2 separate regions of the Homo sapiens genome follow, and region 1 is linked to region 2. The links are chromatin loops, found by intact Hi-C in ENCODE. Cell type or tissue: natural killer cell. All regions are shown on one strand.

Region 1 (8,000 bases), 57 kb after region 2:
AGTGACGTTGGGGTTGGTGGTTCTGTGGTGGTGGTGGTTGCGGGAGGGGGGGCTTCATTTTTCCCATGGGGAGGCAGCACTGGTGCTTCTTCCTCCCTTAAACTATACAATCCTCTTGCTGAGCAGATCCCAAGGCTACTATTACTCAGTGGAGGGAGGCCTCCCTGACTCAGAGTCCTAGGTCAGACCCAGGGTGGGGGTGGGGAGGTGCTGACAAATCCTCAGGTGCCTTTAAAACGTTTATATTTTCAGGGCGAAAGATAAGACCAGTCAGTACCTGCACCTACTCACAGGACAGGCTGTGCACGAGGGAAGAGTGAAGGGCAGCTGAGTCCTGAGGAGGAAATTGCCTCTGGAGGCCTCAGGGAAGGTTCAAGGTCAAGGAGAGCTGGGTCTTCAAGATAATCTGAAAAGTACACTATGCTAATTATAGAAAATACTGCTGGGCACAGCAGCTGGGCAGGGAGGTTGAGATGGGAGGATTGCTTGAGCCCAGGAGTTCCAGACCACCCTGGGCAACACAGAAAGACCCTGTCTCATTTTTTTCTTTATTGAGACAGAGTCTCACTCTGTTGCCCAGGTTGGAGTGCAGTGGTGCAATCTCGGCTCACTGCAACCTCTGCCTCCTGGGTTAAAGCGATTCTCCTGCCTCAGTCTCCTGAGTAGCTGGGACTACAGGCGCATGCTACCACGCCCAGCTAATTTTTTGTATTTTTAGTAAAGACGGGATTTCACCACGTTAACCAGGATGGTCTCTGTCTCCTGACCTCATGATCTGCCCGCCTCGGCCTCCCAAAGTGCTGGGATTATAGGCATGAGCCACCACGCCTGGCCTTTTTTTTTTTTTTTAATAAAAACAATTTAAAGAAGAAGAAATAGGGCTAGGCGCGGTGGCTCACGCCTGTAATCCCAGCACTTTGGGAGGCCGAGGTGTGTGGATCACGAGGTCAGGAGATCGAGACCATCCTGGCTAACACGGTGACACCCTGTCTCTACTAAAAATACAAAAAATTGGCCAGGCGTGGTGGCGGGCGCCTATAGTCCCAGCTACTCGGGAGGCTGAGGCAGGAGAATGGCGTGAACCTGGGAGGTGGAGCTTGCAGTAAGCCAAGATCGTGCCACTGCACTCCAGCCTGGGCGACAGAGCGAGACTCTGTCTAAAAAAAAAAAGAAGAAGAAGAAGAAATAAAATACTTAAGAGTTTCAAAGAAGAAAATAAAGATTGAGGGGTAGGGTGTCCTAGGTAGGGGAAATGTAGGATCCTAGACCCAGGAGAGGAAGATGGAGAAAGAAAGAAGGAGACAGGGAGGCAGGGAATGGAAAAGGCTGGGTAAGCAGGTCATACCAAATGCATGCAGAAGACCTTCTACAACTCTTCTTCCATGGAGCCTACCCAGCTTCCGTGTGAATCAAACAGTGCACAGCACCTCTGTGTGCCAGGCATTATTCTAAGCTGCTTTCATGGAGTAACTCCCTTAGGTTTTACAAGTGGACTATAAGGCAGGTACCCATTATCCCCATTTACAGATGAGAAAATTGGAACATGGAAGAGTGAGGTAACTTCCAAGACTCTGGGAGCCGGGAGCCAGTAAGCCATCAGAGCAGGAGCTCTTAACCACTCTACTGTACTGCCTCTCGCTACTATTCCTGAACTCTAATGCTAAAAAGGTGTTCTGTATCCTGACCAATTAGACTCTCCCTTCAACTAACTGCCATTCCTGGTCCTGTCCTGCCTGGCCCTGGTCACCAAGTCTTGGCCTGCACCTTTTCCTCCCCAAACCCATCTTCTCTAGGTGAAACCTCTGTCACTGCAGCATTTGTCATTTGACAGGTTCCCAAACCCTCTTCCTTAGTTCATCACGTCCTCTTGATGTGTGGCTCCTAACACTCCCAGGAAGTAAGATGAAGTTAAAGTGTTGAAATGACATGTCCCCCTGCTTACAGTCCACTATGACTCCCAGGCAGACCAGTCATCACTGCCTGAACATCAAGTCAGGCCTTCCTGTGCTTACGGAAATAGAAGGGGGCCCCTTTACATCCACCCCTTCCAAAGTTTATCCTGTTGCTCCTGACCTGTCATTAGAGCTCTTTGAGGGTTTTCTAAGCCCGATTCTGTTCTCTAAAGCGCAAACAATCCCTTGTCTCATATTGTCTGTAAACCTGAAGAGCGTGTCTTCTACCTCTTCTCCTAAGTCAATCAGGGGCTTTCCTCAAGCAGTCATCTGTCTATTAACCTTCGGATAAGGCAGTTCAATGCATCTGAAATCCAATGCCTGGCACCCCCCTCTCTGTCCCAAGGTGCGAAGACAGCAAGTGGGCTACAGTGGAGAGAGCATTAGTGCTGAGTTATATGACAGGTACACCCCCAGCTCTGTCTTTACTATGCTGTGTACCTCTGGGCAACCTGCTACCCTCTCTGTGGCTCAGGCTTTCTATCTGTGAGATGGGACTAATGACCATGTGCCTTCTTTAATGGCAGTGGCAATGCTGAGATGAGGGAGCAAATGTAAAAGACATTTGTATTATACACACCAAAATGTTACCTCTTAGGGGTCATTTCTACTTTTTTTATTGCTTATCTGATTTTTTTTTTTTTTGGTGGGGGGGGCGGGGAGACAGGGTCTCACTCTGTCACGTAGGTTGGAGTACAGTGGCATGATCTCGGCTCACTGGAACCTCCACCTCCTGGGTTCAAGTGATTCTCCCACCTCAGCCTCCCAGGTAACTGAGACTACAGGTACGCACCACCACACCCAGATAATTTTTGTATTTTTAGTAGAGATGGGGTTTCACCATGTTGGCCAGGCTGGTCTCGAACTCCTGACCTCAGGTGATCTGCCTGCCTTGGCCTCCCAAAGTGCTGAGATTACAGGCATGAGTCATCATGCCCGGCTGCTTATCTGATTTTTCTACATTTTCTAAAATGAACATGTGCTGTGTCTAGTAAGCAAGTTTTTTAAAAAAAGGTTTTACAAGCAGATATAAATGATTGTAGAAAATAAGATGAAGTAGAAAAAGCTGAAGAAGACTACCTCAAGATCCATGTCATGGAATTCTCTGCAGATGCCCAAGAGCAGCAGGTGGCACAGACATGGTGCCATGGCAGGATGGCCGTGACATACAGCCGAAGAAAACAGGAAGTGGCCGAGCTGCGCATCCGCGACACACTCATTTTGTTTAAGACACTGATGCAGAGCTACACACACTTGCCCCACAACCTAAACTACTGGGAGGGGAAACCAGTCTAAGAACAGGAGGGAAGGGAGAATGAGGGGGACTGGTGGGGAGATAAATACCTTTATTCATGTTTGTAGTTTAAATTGTTTTTAAAACGAGCATCAACATCTTTTGTAATAAAGTGGAGTAGAAGAGTCAGGAGTCTTGTAAATGGATCTCACTCGAGTAAAGGCAGCCCAGGAGCTGCAGGCACATACTGACACCAGTAAAGAAGCAAAGCTCTCCTGCTGCTCAATCTCACAGAAATGTTTAGTCTTGTTCTCAGTCCTCCTGTCCCTTTCCAAGTGCATGCCTAGCTGGTTGCTTTCTAAGGTCCCATATAAGCACCCACTTAACAAATATTTGAGAAGCATGAAGTCCCCAAGAAAGGAAAGGAAGAACCAGAGTGAAAGGACAGATAAAACAAGAGGTTTCAAATCTCAGGGAGCCCAGAAAGACTTCTTAAGCATCAAAGCACCCTAGAGATTCAGAAAATTGGCCCATGCTGTCACCTCCCAATTCTCACATAATTCTGACAGCAGCTTCTGGATTTTATATTATACCTGCATGACAGCCCACTTCTCAGTAAGAACATGGGTCAAAAACTGCAATCTCACTCCTCAGGACTCAGAGCCAGGAGGAGGGGTATGCAGGATAAGATAGGGAAATGCCAGAACCGGAGTGACTTATTGATGACACTTGGGGAATACATTCAGAGAGTGCAAGGTCTCACACGCCAGGTCATGTTAGGCTTCTAACCAGTCTGGATCTCAGCCCACCTAGCAGGAGAGAGAAGGGACTCTCTTGAAAGAGTCAGGAAAAGCACTGCCACTGTTCACTGAGCAAGCATTACAAGCAGTGATGACCGGGAGTCTGTCTATAAACCCTGTTTCCTTTCGGGGCTCTCCCTCCCAAGATGCCCCCTCCCTCCGCTCCTGCCCACTTGGCTGCCAGAGCCCTGGGGGTCTCTCCATGATGGTGGCCATGAGCCAGGGGAATAAGAACTCCCCAGAGCTCCCCACAGGGCCCATACAGCAAAGCCTATGCCTCACCAAGCCACTGGCCCTGGTCCTGGCCCTGAATTTGGCCCCCTTCCTGGAGGCCTATGAGGATGAATAGTGTAAAGAGAGGTAACAGGAACCTCAGAGGGCTGATCCTCAGGGTCTCTCAGTTCTATAGCAACAGGACAACATGACCTTGACAAGGAGCACCATTTCCTGCTTCAGCCGGAGCCAGTTTTTCCCAAAACAACTGCTCTGGGGAAGGACACCAGGGTAACATGAGGAGCAGACACTGGGTCTTTCTACTTACCAAGTGCTCAGGTGCTACTGGCCCTGGGGATGGCTGCTAACTGGAAGATGACAGGTTGGTGGGCTGCTGGTGGGTCACCAGAGCAGAAGGTCACTAAGAGCCATTCTAGAGTGCTCCAGAGTCGCTGTCACAGCTCTCCTTTCTCGCTGCCTCCTCAAGAACCTCCACCCAAATCCTGGGGCGTCCCGAGCACGTAGGCGGTGTCTCCCCACCCACAATGACCTGCTTGGCAAGGCTTGGCACACCTTTCCCCCATTAATGCTTCCTGTCTCCCTCTCTCCCCCGAGGAACCCAGGCAGGCTGAGGCAATACCTTCCTTCATCCATCTGGACTGGCCTTGGAATTCCTGGGCCAATCTGGGGATCCCATGCATCAACCCTAAAGTGGGCCAGTGCCAGGTATGTGCAGCCTGTACTTCCCAGTCTGGGCAGGCGGAGGCTGGAACGGTGCCAGCAACTCACCTCTGCAACACAGCATGGAAGCATTTATTTCAAGGGTGGCTGGGGAGCGTCCAACAGCCCGCCTCCCAGCTTGCAGGACAGCCTGCCACATGCAGGGGAGGAACCAGTTTGCTTTGGGCAAACTGCTTCACTTCTCTGAGCCACCCTTGAAATAAATACTTCCGTGCTGCGTTACAGAGGAGAGCTGCTGGTGCGGTTCCAGCCTTTGCCTGCCCAGACTGGGAAGTACAGGCTGCATATACCTGGTGCTGGCACTGGCCCATGTTAGGGTTGGTGCCAGGGTTCCCCAAATTGGCCCAGGAATTCCAAGGGCAGTCCAGATGGATGAAGGAAGGCACCTCTCTCTTCCCTCTCACCTGTCAGGGCCTATAAGGCTTGGTGCTCTTCTGCTTGGTTCCGAGCACAACATCTGAGTGGTCAGTGCCACAATCATAACAACCAGCTGCCTCACAAAGGAGGCAGCTTGGCATAAGGACAAGGGCAGGGCTTTGTCCCCAGACAAAAATGGGTTTGAATCCTAGCTCTGTCACTCACTAGCTGAGTAGCTTTGGGCAAACTGCTTCACTTCTCTGAGTGTCTATTTCCTTATACGTACAGTCTCACATAGCTCAGAAATGACTTGGCTATGGTCACAGGGAGAGATGGCTGTAGAGCTTGGTCCCAGGTCCTGACATACTGGCTTCCAGAGCTTGTCTGACTATACTAGGATGTTTCTTAACTGCAGCTACACGTGACAGAGAAAACAGTCGTCTCTTTTCCTAAATGGCTGTCAGCAATTCCCAAAGTCAGGGAAAAGTTCCTTTCGAAGTTCACTGCCTTAATACAAAAGTAGCCTTCACAGATGCCAACTTAACTAGGTGAATCAAGTTAGCATCACTTTTACTAGGGCCAACTGGCACCACTGTGCCTCCTGATGTAAGCAACAGGAAGCACACCTCATCTATGTGGGTTCCCACCAACAACGTAAACCCGAATCTAATCACAAGGAAACAATCCAACAGATATGGAATGTGGACAATCTATGACACATCAAGCAAATGCGCCAAACTGTTAGCAACTGGTGAATCTTGGTGAAGGAAATACAGAAATTCATTGTTTTATTCTTTTAACTTTTCTCTAGTTTTAACCTTTAAGAGTAACTTTTAAATATTAAATATGTGTAGTATTACTCTTAAATCATTAAGTGATTTTTATTTGGTATTCATTTTGTGTTAATGCTCTCTTCCGCATTTTCTATTATCAGATGTCTATATCAGATAGAGATCATTTTTACATGCTAATGAAATATATACAATCATATATCACAATATATTTGTCCATAATAACAATAAACTATGCATTTATTTTATTTTTATTATTTTAATTTTTTAGATGGGGTCTCACTCTGTCACCAAGACTGTCACCACCCGGAGTGGTGCTATCATAGCTCACTGCAGCCACAAACTCCTGGGCTCCAGTGATCCTCCTGCCTCAGCCTCCTGAGTAACTGGGACTACAGGCACATGCCACCATGCTGGCTAATTTTTTTTATTTTTAATAGAGACAAAATCTTTCTCTGTTAACAGGCTGGTCTCAAACTCCTGAGCTCAAGCCATCCTCCTGCCTTGGCCTCTCAAAGTGCTGGGATTACAGGTGTGAGCCACTGTGCCCAACCAAACCACCAAACCACGCATTTAATGTTACATCTTTTTTTCTCTTTTTCTTTTCTTTCTTTTTTTTTTACAGAAACACCTCTGAAATTTTATCACAGAAAAAATAATTCCATTTATTATTATGACCACTCCTTATTTAAAAACTCATAAAGTGTTAGGAAAGATATAGAAAAAGTTATGATTTTGGGCATTCCAGGGAATTTCTATTACTTGTTCCTCAATCCTGAAAGTTAATAACTGTTGGGAATTTGGAAGTACCAGCATCTTGATGGCCAGCCTTCGTTATGACCCCTGCTCCCACATGGCAACATTCCACCTAGTAGCTCCAGCCAGAGAGCCCCACTCAAATAAAATATCATTTATGGGACTGTTTCAGGCACCATGTACAAAAGCACTGACCTAGACCCCTATGGGGAGAGATGACAAAAGGAGTAAAACACAGCCTGCCCTTGAAGAGGTAAGTATACAAACTGTGTGATGGAGGGCACATAAGAGGTGGCCACTGTGGAGGAAGAAATATTCCAACTTGGGAGCAGCAGGGATGATTCTGGAGTAGGTGTAATGGCCCTTTCTTCTAGCTGGGCCAGAAAACTAGAAAAGGCACTCCCAGGGAAGGCCAAGGTGAGTCAGGCAACGCAGCCGAGAACACAGGGCACATCTGGGAATGGCGAGCTGTCCGCTTTGGCTGGGGCACCCCACTCTCTGAAGGACAGATAAAGGGCCAGGACCTGGCTAGCCTTGAATTCCTAGTTTCTAAGGTGTATAGACTTAATTTTGAGGCCCGGGGTTCTGCCCTCTGGTTCCAATGACTGTAAGAGTGGAGAGGGGCAAAGAAAGTCACCAGGGCCCTTCAGAAATGACACAGTGAGAGAGGGTGAGGGTCTGAAATCTCATCTCTCACCCTTTCAAAATGATACAGTTCCTGTATTTTCCCAGGCATAGCTCTTTGCACACTTTCTTGCTATTGCATTTTACTTCTTTATTTTGGGGAATATGCTATTTATTTGCCTGCTTGATTTATAATTGGGGTATAACATACTCATGGTTAGAGTATGCAATCTGCATTAATCTTAAACATAATAAGCCCCATGAATTCCTACATTTATATACCACCATAAAACCATCACCCAGGCTGGGCGCGGTGGCTCACGCCTGTAATCCTAGCACTTTGGAAGGCCGAGGCGGGCGGATCACCTGGGGTCAGGAGTTCAAGATCAGCCTGGCCAACATGGTGAAACCCCTGTCTCTACTAAAAATACAAAAATTAGCCGGGCATGGTGGCAGGCGCCTGTAGTCCCAGCTACTCGAGAGGCTGAGGCAGGAGAATTGCCTGAAGCCAGGAGGTGGAGGTTGCAGTGAG
Region 2 (8,000 bases):
AGAGCAAGATTCCGTCAAAAAAAAAAACAAAACAAACAAAAAAAACCTAAGTTTAAAAGATGGCTAATTTGTGGTGGGGAGGATATTTGGGGGTAGAGAGATAGGGAAGACCCTACTCCAGGAAATTTTAACCTGTTTTAGTGCCAGAGACCTGTGATCAGAATGAGTGTTAAATGCATTTGATAAAATATCTAGGATTATAAAGGAAATCAATTGTGCTGAAATACTCTTCTATCCAGGGGCCCCAGGTTAAGGCCCTGCCCTCTCCTTACTCTATCCAGAATAAGCCAGATAGCTGGGCAAACATTTCTATAGCTTCCAATTTGGGGATTCAGACAAGTTCTCCTGACCCATCTCCTGAAAGAAATTCAAAGTGGAGTGTAGGAAGAAAATATTGGAACTCCCATTTTCCCCTATTTATCTAAAACATAAGAAATTAAGCATTAGAAATATTTAGCATCTGGATGGTTTCCAGCATAAATTATGGGGGAGGGGTATCCAAGAGGAGTGGAAGGCTGGCCCCACTAGGAGCTGAACATGGCACCTCACCCACTCATTTTTCTGTGTGTTTTAGTTAACTTTGCTAGTTAAGTGCATCTGTAGATACTGTACTCTTTTTTTTTTAAGCAAAAGTTGTCCTCACAAATAAGCACGTGGCTTAAAAGAATGCCTGCCAAAAAATTGGAGATAATATCAATAACAGAAACACAACCAAATAAAATGGCAGGGCCGACACCTCTGCTCCTAGTAGGAATCCTTCGTCAGCCACAGAGAGGTTAAAAAAAAAGTTCAATGTCATCCAAGAGCCAGAAATTATCAAGAACACTAAAATATGGATTCACAGTTACCATTCTTAGAGAAAGCAATCTTGCCTTAAAGTGAACGTTATGCTTTGAAAAGCAGAGCATACAGCCACCAGGATAGCGGATACGTATTCCACCATCACGTTTTAAGTATCTATTTTTGTACTTTAAAATGTACGTATTTTAACACATGTGTACACTTTATACATAAGTATACTTACACTGGACGTACGAGTCCAGTTTTTTAGAGATGGAAGTACGCGATCAAAAGTGATTTGCCTCCACTTATCATCACTATACCTTACAGCGAACAGAAGGCGTGTGCCTCGAGTTCCCGGATCCTCGATGTCCCGCACACAGCAAGTGCTCAGTGAAGGGTGCCCCTGCTCATAGGGTGCGCGGCAGGCCGTCGCTGAAGGGGCTTATTTCACCTCTGTGTGTGTCGTTCCCCCGACAGCCCCCCGCCTCCCATACCTGCTAAGGGGCCGCGGGCGAGGACTTACAGCTCCAGACGGCCGTCAGGCCCCTGCACGACCGGCTCCTCCCGGCACAGGGCCTCGAGCAAGCGACCCCAGTCGAAGGGCTCCCAGCCGCGGCTGCCCAGCGCCCGGAGCACCCCCAGGCCGCGCCGCGCCCCCTCAGGCCCCGCCTGCAGCGCCTGCAGCAGGAGGCGGGCGGGGGCCTCCAGCTGCGCCCAGGGCGCCGGCTCCACGCCCTCAGCCCCAGGGAGCCCCGCGTCCGGTGTCGCCATGCCGGGGCACGGGTGCCGCGCCGCCCCCTACTCTGGTGTGGGGCCTCAGCTCAGAGGCTGAGGGGAACGGAGGACTCCAGCGCCGTCCCTGACGCGGCGGTGGCGGGCCAGCTCCAGCGCCTGTTACAAGCTCTCCTCGGCGTTGGGAGACCGGAGAAACCCGGCCGCCCGAAGCCGCAGCCGTTCCCGCGCTGTCGGAAAGGGAAGGAGGGAGGCGCGGCCGGGGGCGGAGCCTGAACGTGAGGCCGGCGCGAGGGCCGGTCGCAAGGGGCAGGGCCGGGCACAAGTCCAGCCGGAGTAGGTGGGCGGGGCCAAGGCCTGGGGCGTGCCCATGGGAGGGGGCGTGGACAAAACAAGTGGTTAGTTTGTGGGCGGTGTCGGGCCAGGGAGCCTGGAGCGGGGCGGGGGCGGGGGTTGATGGAGGGGTGGATCCGCCGCTGACGACCCCAACCCTCTCCCTTTCTTCATCACTCCCCAAAGTAGTGGAATGGAGTGGATGTCAGGGGTTCTGTTGTGCTAGAGGACCCGCGCTGTATTTACGCTGACGGCATGTTGCTTGTCATGGACTTCACCATAGAATTTGACCACAATTTACCACCCCACTTAGCTTCATCTCTTCCACAGGCCAAAAGTGCTATCATTTGGGTTTCAGTCCTCTCCAGAAATAGTATTTGATATACAAACATCCCTGAGAATGACATGGTCACAGTAAAACCTAACACTATTAATACGGCCAAAGACTTTCTTCTGAACTTCCTCCCAAAGACCAAGCAGTAACCTTGCTCTGGGTCGTTTATAGGGGGCCAGGTGTGGCTCCACTTCCTAGGGTTCAGTTTAAGGAAGTCCGCTGGAGAACTTGGCTTCCAGCCAAGGGTGGGATCACTGCAAAGCGTAGGAAATAAGCGAGAAGAGCCCCACAGTGCCTCCTAAACCTTGCTTTGGGGGCTAGCTTGTATTTCCTGTCCCAGCTCTGCTGCCACACACAGCCCTTCATTCAGGAAATGTTTACTGAGCACCTAGGGACTGGGGATACTGGGAACAAAACAAAGATCCTGGCCCTCATTGTCACACAACTGGGGAGAGACGGAAAGCTAATTAAACAATGTTTGTGATGTGTTCAAAAAGAACATAACACCGACACACAGCACGAAGTGCTTTTAAATAGGGTGGTCAGGCAAGATGAATGTGAAGATGAGGTTGGCAAGCCAGATAGAAGTCTGTGAGAAGACCATTTCAGTCCTCCCTGTGGAGGGCGGGGGGGCTCTGGGGCAAAAGCATGGCTGGAACGGAGGGCACTTGCTGGATAGTAATAGGAGTTGAGATCAGAGTGGGAACCAGGTCAGATCTTAAGAGGCCTGAGGTCACAGAAAGGAGTTGGGCTTTCACTCTGAATAGTATGGAAAGCCATGGGAGTATCTTGAGCTTGATCTGATCTCCATTTGAGCCAAAATGATTTCAAGGGAGATGTCGGGAAAGACTAGTGATATTTCTTAGATAATGGCTGCTTTGCAAATGCCAAAATAGCAAGAAAGAAGTTTCTTCCAGACACCTTCTGTTTCAGGTAAGCAGCTCTAACTTTACAGGGGATGTTTTGGGTCTTCGAATGACAAGCTGTTAGAGGAGTGGGACCTGATGAATAGCAGGCAGGGCCAAGAATGCTAAAAAGCCTGCAATGCCCTGTGCATCCTCACCTACAGCTTTACTCTGAGTGGCTGTGGCTCCCACCCACCAAGGTCTGTATTCTGGCCACCTGAAAGGGAACAGGGAGGAAAAGTTCTAAACATGGCTCAAGGACCCTGGTGGATCCCCGAGTCCCTTTCACAAGATTCATGAGGTTATTACTATTTTCATAATGCAAAAATGCACTGTGAAGTTTTCCAGAAGCTAAGTGACAAGTAATATTGCAACAGATTGAATGCAGAAGCAGCCTTATTGCACTTGGCAGTGGGGCTGGGCTATGAGCGGACCACTCTTCAGACACCAGCAATGATAACTTAGGTGCATTTTATTGGTTTTCTTTCAGAGTCATTCTACAAAAGAGCAAAGTTAAAAACCAAGGCCCTGGCAAGAGGGTTTGAACCTTCCTCATTCCAGGAGCCCTCCCCCATTCCTCCATGTCCCCAGCTGTGTCACTGCTGCAGTTCATGGGGGTGGAGGGCTTGCTACTTTTGCCCCCCCACCAAACCCTAAAAGGGAAAGACCTACCACCTAGAAACTCCTTCCCCTCACCCCAATTTTCCTCAAGTTGATCCTGATTACAGAAGGCCATGGTAAGAACTGTTGGGGTCCTGCAGGAGTTCTGAACCCCAGAAGGTCATGGCCAGGGCACCGTCTGTGAAGAGCACATTGTCCTCTGGCTCAGCACCCCTTAGGAACAATGCTGGGCCCAGCACCTGGGAGTAGAGAGAAAAATCAGTGAAAACCCATCAACTTCAACACTGGTTGCCTCAGGAATGGAGGAACTCAAGACTCACATATAAGGTTGGGCAGATTGTACATAGCACAAAGGTGCCACATCTAAGTAGGCACCATATTAGCATCATAGATACCATCCATAGGTTTCATATTTATCACAAACATTTATTATAAGCCATGACCAGCAGCCTCCCCTGCCCCATACCCCTGCGGTTACCACCTCACTCCCAGAGGCCAGTTGCACTCTCTCAGGCCAGGGAGGACCGGAGGTCCCAGCCTTAGCTGGGAGCTGGTGCAGGTAGATACACTCAGATTTGAAGGGGCAGCGGCCATTCCCTCGCACGAAGAACCGGCATCGGATCTGGCTATGAGAGAGAAGACGACGACCATCACCTTCAAAACCTGTTACCCCAAGAACAAGGGGCACTCAAGGCTGACACATAAGGTTGGGCAGGTTGTACACAGCACCAAAGCCCCGCATCTAAGCGGACACCACTAGCATCATAGTGTAGCTTTTACATTTATTCTATCTTCCAGCAGATGGCAGTAAAGTATCTTAAGGGGCCCCTTTCTGTACTTCTCAGTCTCTGAGCCAGCAACAGCAGCGGCCCTGGGAACCTCCTTTCATTTTTCTGGTTTATTTTGTTTGTTTTTTGGGTTTTTTGTTTGTTTGTTTGTTTGAGATGGAGTCTTGCTCTGTCACCCAGGCTGGAGTGCAGTGGTGCAATCTCGGCTCATTGCAACACCCACCTCTGGGGTTCAAGCAATTCTCCTGTCTCAGCCTCCCGAGTAGCTGGGACTACAGGTGCATGCCACCACGTGCAGCTAATTTTCATATTTTTAGTAGAGGTGGGGTTTCACAAAATTGGCCAGGCTGGTCTTGAACTCCTGACCTCAGGTTATCCAACCACCTCAGCCTCCCAAAGTGCTGGGATTACAGGTGTGAACCACTATACCAGACTTTTTTTTGTTTTTGAGATGGAGTTTCACATTTGTTGCCCAGGTTGGAGTGCAGTATCATGATCTGGGCTCACTGAAACCTCCATCTCCCAAGTTCAGGCGATTCTCCTGCCTCAGCCTCCCAAGTAGCTAGGATTACAGGCACCCACCACCACGCCCATCTAATTTTTTTGTATTTTTAGTAGAGACGGGTTTTCACCATGTTGCTCAGGCTGGTCTCAAACTCCTGACCTCAGATAATCCACCCACCTTGCCCTCCCAAAGTGCTGGGATTACAGGTGTGAGCCACCGTGCCCGGCCTTTTTGTTTTTTTTTTTTTTTTTTTTTGAGACAGGGTTCTTGCTCTGTCACCCAGGTTGGAGTGCAATGGCATGATTACGCTCACTGCAGCCTTGACCTCCTGGGGCTCAGGTGATCCTCCTGCCTCAGCCTCTTGAGTAGCTGGGACTGCACGCGTGTGCCATCATGCCTGGCTAATTTTTATATTTTTTGTAGAGATGGGGCTTCACCATGTTGCCCAGGCTGGTCTCAACTCCTGGGCTCAAGAGTTCCTCCCCGTCAGCCTCCCAAAGTGCTGGGATTACAGGTGTGAGCCACCGTGCCCAGCCCCTCAGTTTCTTCTTCTACAGTATGAGGATAGTAAGAGTCCCTGCCTCATGCAGTTTACGAGATACAAAGCCTGTCACACAATAAACCTCCATCTACACCATCTCCTATCACATCCAGTCCTGAGCGCTCCCCTTGGGAAACTTCCAACTGGTGGCCCAGCTGCCAGTACAGTTGCTGTTGAACAACACAGGCTTGAATTGCCTGGGGCAGCTTATACGCAGACAAGATCCTGGAGACAGCAAAACCAATTCCCTCCTCTTCGTCCTTCTACTCAATGTGAAGACAATGAGGATCAAGTCGTTTATGGTAATCTGCTTTCACCTAATGAATAGTAAATATATTTTCTCCTTTATGATTTTAACGTTTCTTTTCTCTAGCTCACTTTATTGTAAGAATACATATTATGTTATATAATACATATAACATATAAAATCTGTATTAATTGACTTTATGTTGTCCGAAAGGGTTCTGGTCAGCGGCATGTTATTAGTTAAGTTTTGGGGGAGTCAAAAGTTATACATGGCCAGGTGTGGTGGCTCACGCCTGTCATCCCAGCACTTTGGGAGGCTGAGGCGGGTGGATCGTTTGACCTCAGCAGTTCAAGACCAGCCTGGGAAACATGGCAAAACCCTGTCTCTACAAAAAATACAAAAATTAGCCAGGCATGGTGGTGCGCGCCTATAGTACCAGCTACTGGGGAGGATTGCTTGAGCCAGGAGGCTGAGGCTGCAGTGAGCCGAGATTGCACCACTGCACTCCAGCCTGGGCAACAGAGCGAGGCTCTGTCTCAACAACAACAACAGCAACAACAACATTCTATATGGATTTTCGATTGCATGGGGTTCGGTGCCCCTAACCCCTAAGTTGTTCAAGGGTCAACTGTATTTCCTCACTTCCATCTCTCTTTGCCTGGGACACCCTCTTTTTTCTCCTCCTGAGGAACCCTGTTCTTCCCATGCACAGCTTAAATACTTCCCCTTCTGTAAGAGTCACTCGAGTTAGTGTTTCCTTCAGTAATTTTGTTGATGCAGCTATTAGCGTTCACAGGTGTCTCCAGAACACGCCTGACTATCTCCTGGGTGAAGACGAGGCCTCCTTCTTTATCCCTCCCTTTACCCAAATACACTTTGCATAGATCAAGTGTAGTAAACCCTTTGGGAAGGTGGAGTTAGGAACTTGGAATTGCAGCTAATTCCAGATTTTGAATAAGTGCTTACCCTCCCCAAGAGATTCAGACCTATCCAATAAGGCTGCCTTTCAGCCCCCTTCTCAGCCACCCCATGTTTTCAAAGAGCAGCTAAGCAAATAACATGTATTCATATCAGTTTACTTTCCTGCCTTATGACAAATTGGAAATAAAAGCCAAAGCAAGGCTTCTCATGGTGCAGAGAGAACCAGAGTTGCTCTAAGTTGATTCTGAGCCAAGTTAGAAGAGAAAATTGGCCCTGGTGTTCCTTCTGCTATCTCAGCCACTCTCCGTTTATTAAGTGGGCTTTCTTTCCTTTTTTTTGAGACAGAGTTTCACTCTTGTTGCCCAGGCTGGAGTGCAGTGGCACAATCTCAGCTCACTGCAACCTCCACCTCCAGGGTTCAAGCGATTCTCCTGTCTCAGCCTCCCGAGTAGCTGGGATTACAGGCGCCTGCAATCACGTCTGGCTAATTTTTGTATTTTTAGTAGAGACGGGGTTTCACCATGTTGGTCAGGTGGTCTTGAACTCCTGACCTCAGGTGATCTGCCCGCCTTGGCCTCCCAAAGTGCTGGGATTACAGGTGTGAGCTACCATGCCTGGCCTTATTAACTGGGCTTTCTGAAATCATGAAAATAGTTCATGCCTTCACCTGCCATTTTGGTCACTCTAAACTTCAGGGCTTTGGGGATTCACTGGCTGGGAACCATGGCTGAACCAGAATGAATCAGGGGCTACCTTCTCCACTTCCCTAACCCTGAGTCTCGTTCCCTCTGCAGCCTCACCTGGTCCGAGCCTTGAAGTTCCTGATGAGTTGCTCCTTCTGGGCCCCCTTGCTCACCCAGAACTTGTGGGGGATGATGTAGCTGGAATGGACACGGCACTGTGGACACGCCCTGAGCAGTGGAGTAGAATGTGGGAGAATAGTCACAGGCCCCCAGGCCAGCCTCCTCACTGGGGTGTTTCCCTCCATCCCTGTTGGGACCCCCATGACACTGACTTGATGACATCCAGCGGGAAGTCCTGCCGGTTCTTCCGCCAGGTGCGCAGGCAGCCCAGACAGTGGGCATGGGTGCAGTTGGGCAGGATGCCGAAGACCCGCTGGGCCTCTGGCTTGTCCCACACTTTGTCCATGCAGATGCCACACACCACATCCCGACTGTCCTGCTTCCCAGGCAGCCACAGGTAGGGTCAGACACTCCACCCGCATGCCCACATTCAGCCTCAGTGGCCACCAAGCCCTCCCCCAGCAGATCTGGGTGTCCCAGAGGGCCA

The links. A loop is a pair of places that touch in the nucleus more often than their neighbours do. Peaks named below come from ENCODE experiments on the same cell type or tissue, not always from the same donor. Only the 100,000 strongest peaks of a DNase experiment are listed, where the experiment ranks them.
Region 1: a loop joins it to region 2, with 2.5 times the contacts of the local background. A loop is called at or near these places in 8 of 110 quality-filtered maps.

Annotation. Positions count from the first base shown.
Region 1 is chr6:35,389,383-35,397,382 of GRCh38, reverse strand. The region is part of intron 2 of PPARD (peroxisome proliferator activated receptor delta); the gene reads right to left. Among named protein-coding and RNA genes, the nearest start is that of PPARD, 51 kb to the right of the region's middle. RefSeq lists enhancers at 2,941-2,990, 3,011-3,060, 4,916-5,484. In natural killer cell, no CTCF peak of the experiment used is centred here; DNase peaks (open chromatin) are centred at 3,132 and 5,912; H3K27ac peaks cover 1,236 bases.
Region 2 is chr6:35,446,100-35,454,099 of GRCh38, reverse strand. FANCE (FA complementation group E) reads right to left here and starts at 1,762. Exons shown (of 10, transcript NM_021922.3): 1 at 1,307-1,762. The coding sequence starts at 1,554. It also overlaps the pseudogene MKRN6P. RefSeq lists a silencer at 1,212-2,111. In natural killer cell, a CTCF peak has its summit at 4,508 (motif pointing right); DNase peaks (open chromatin) are centred at 1,169, 1,859 and 4,509; H3K4me3 peaks cover 1,423 bases; H3K27ac peaks cover 827 bases.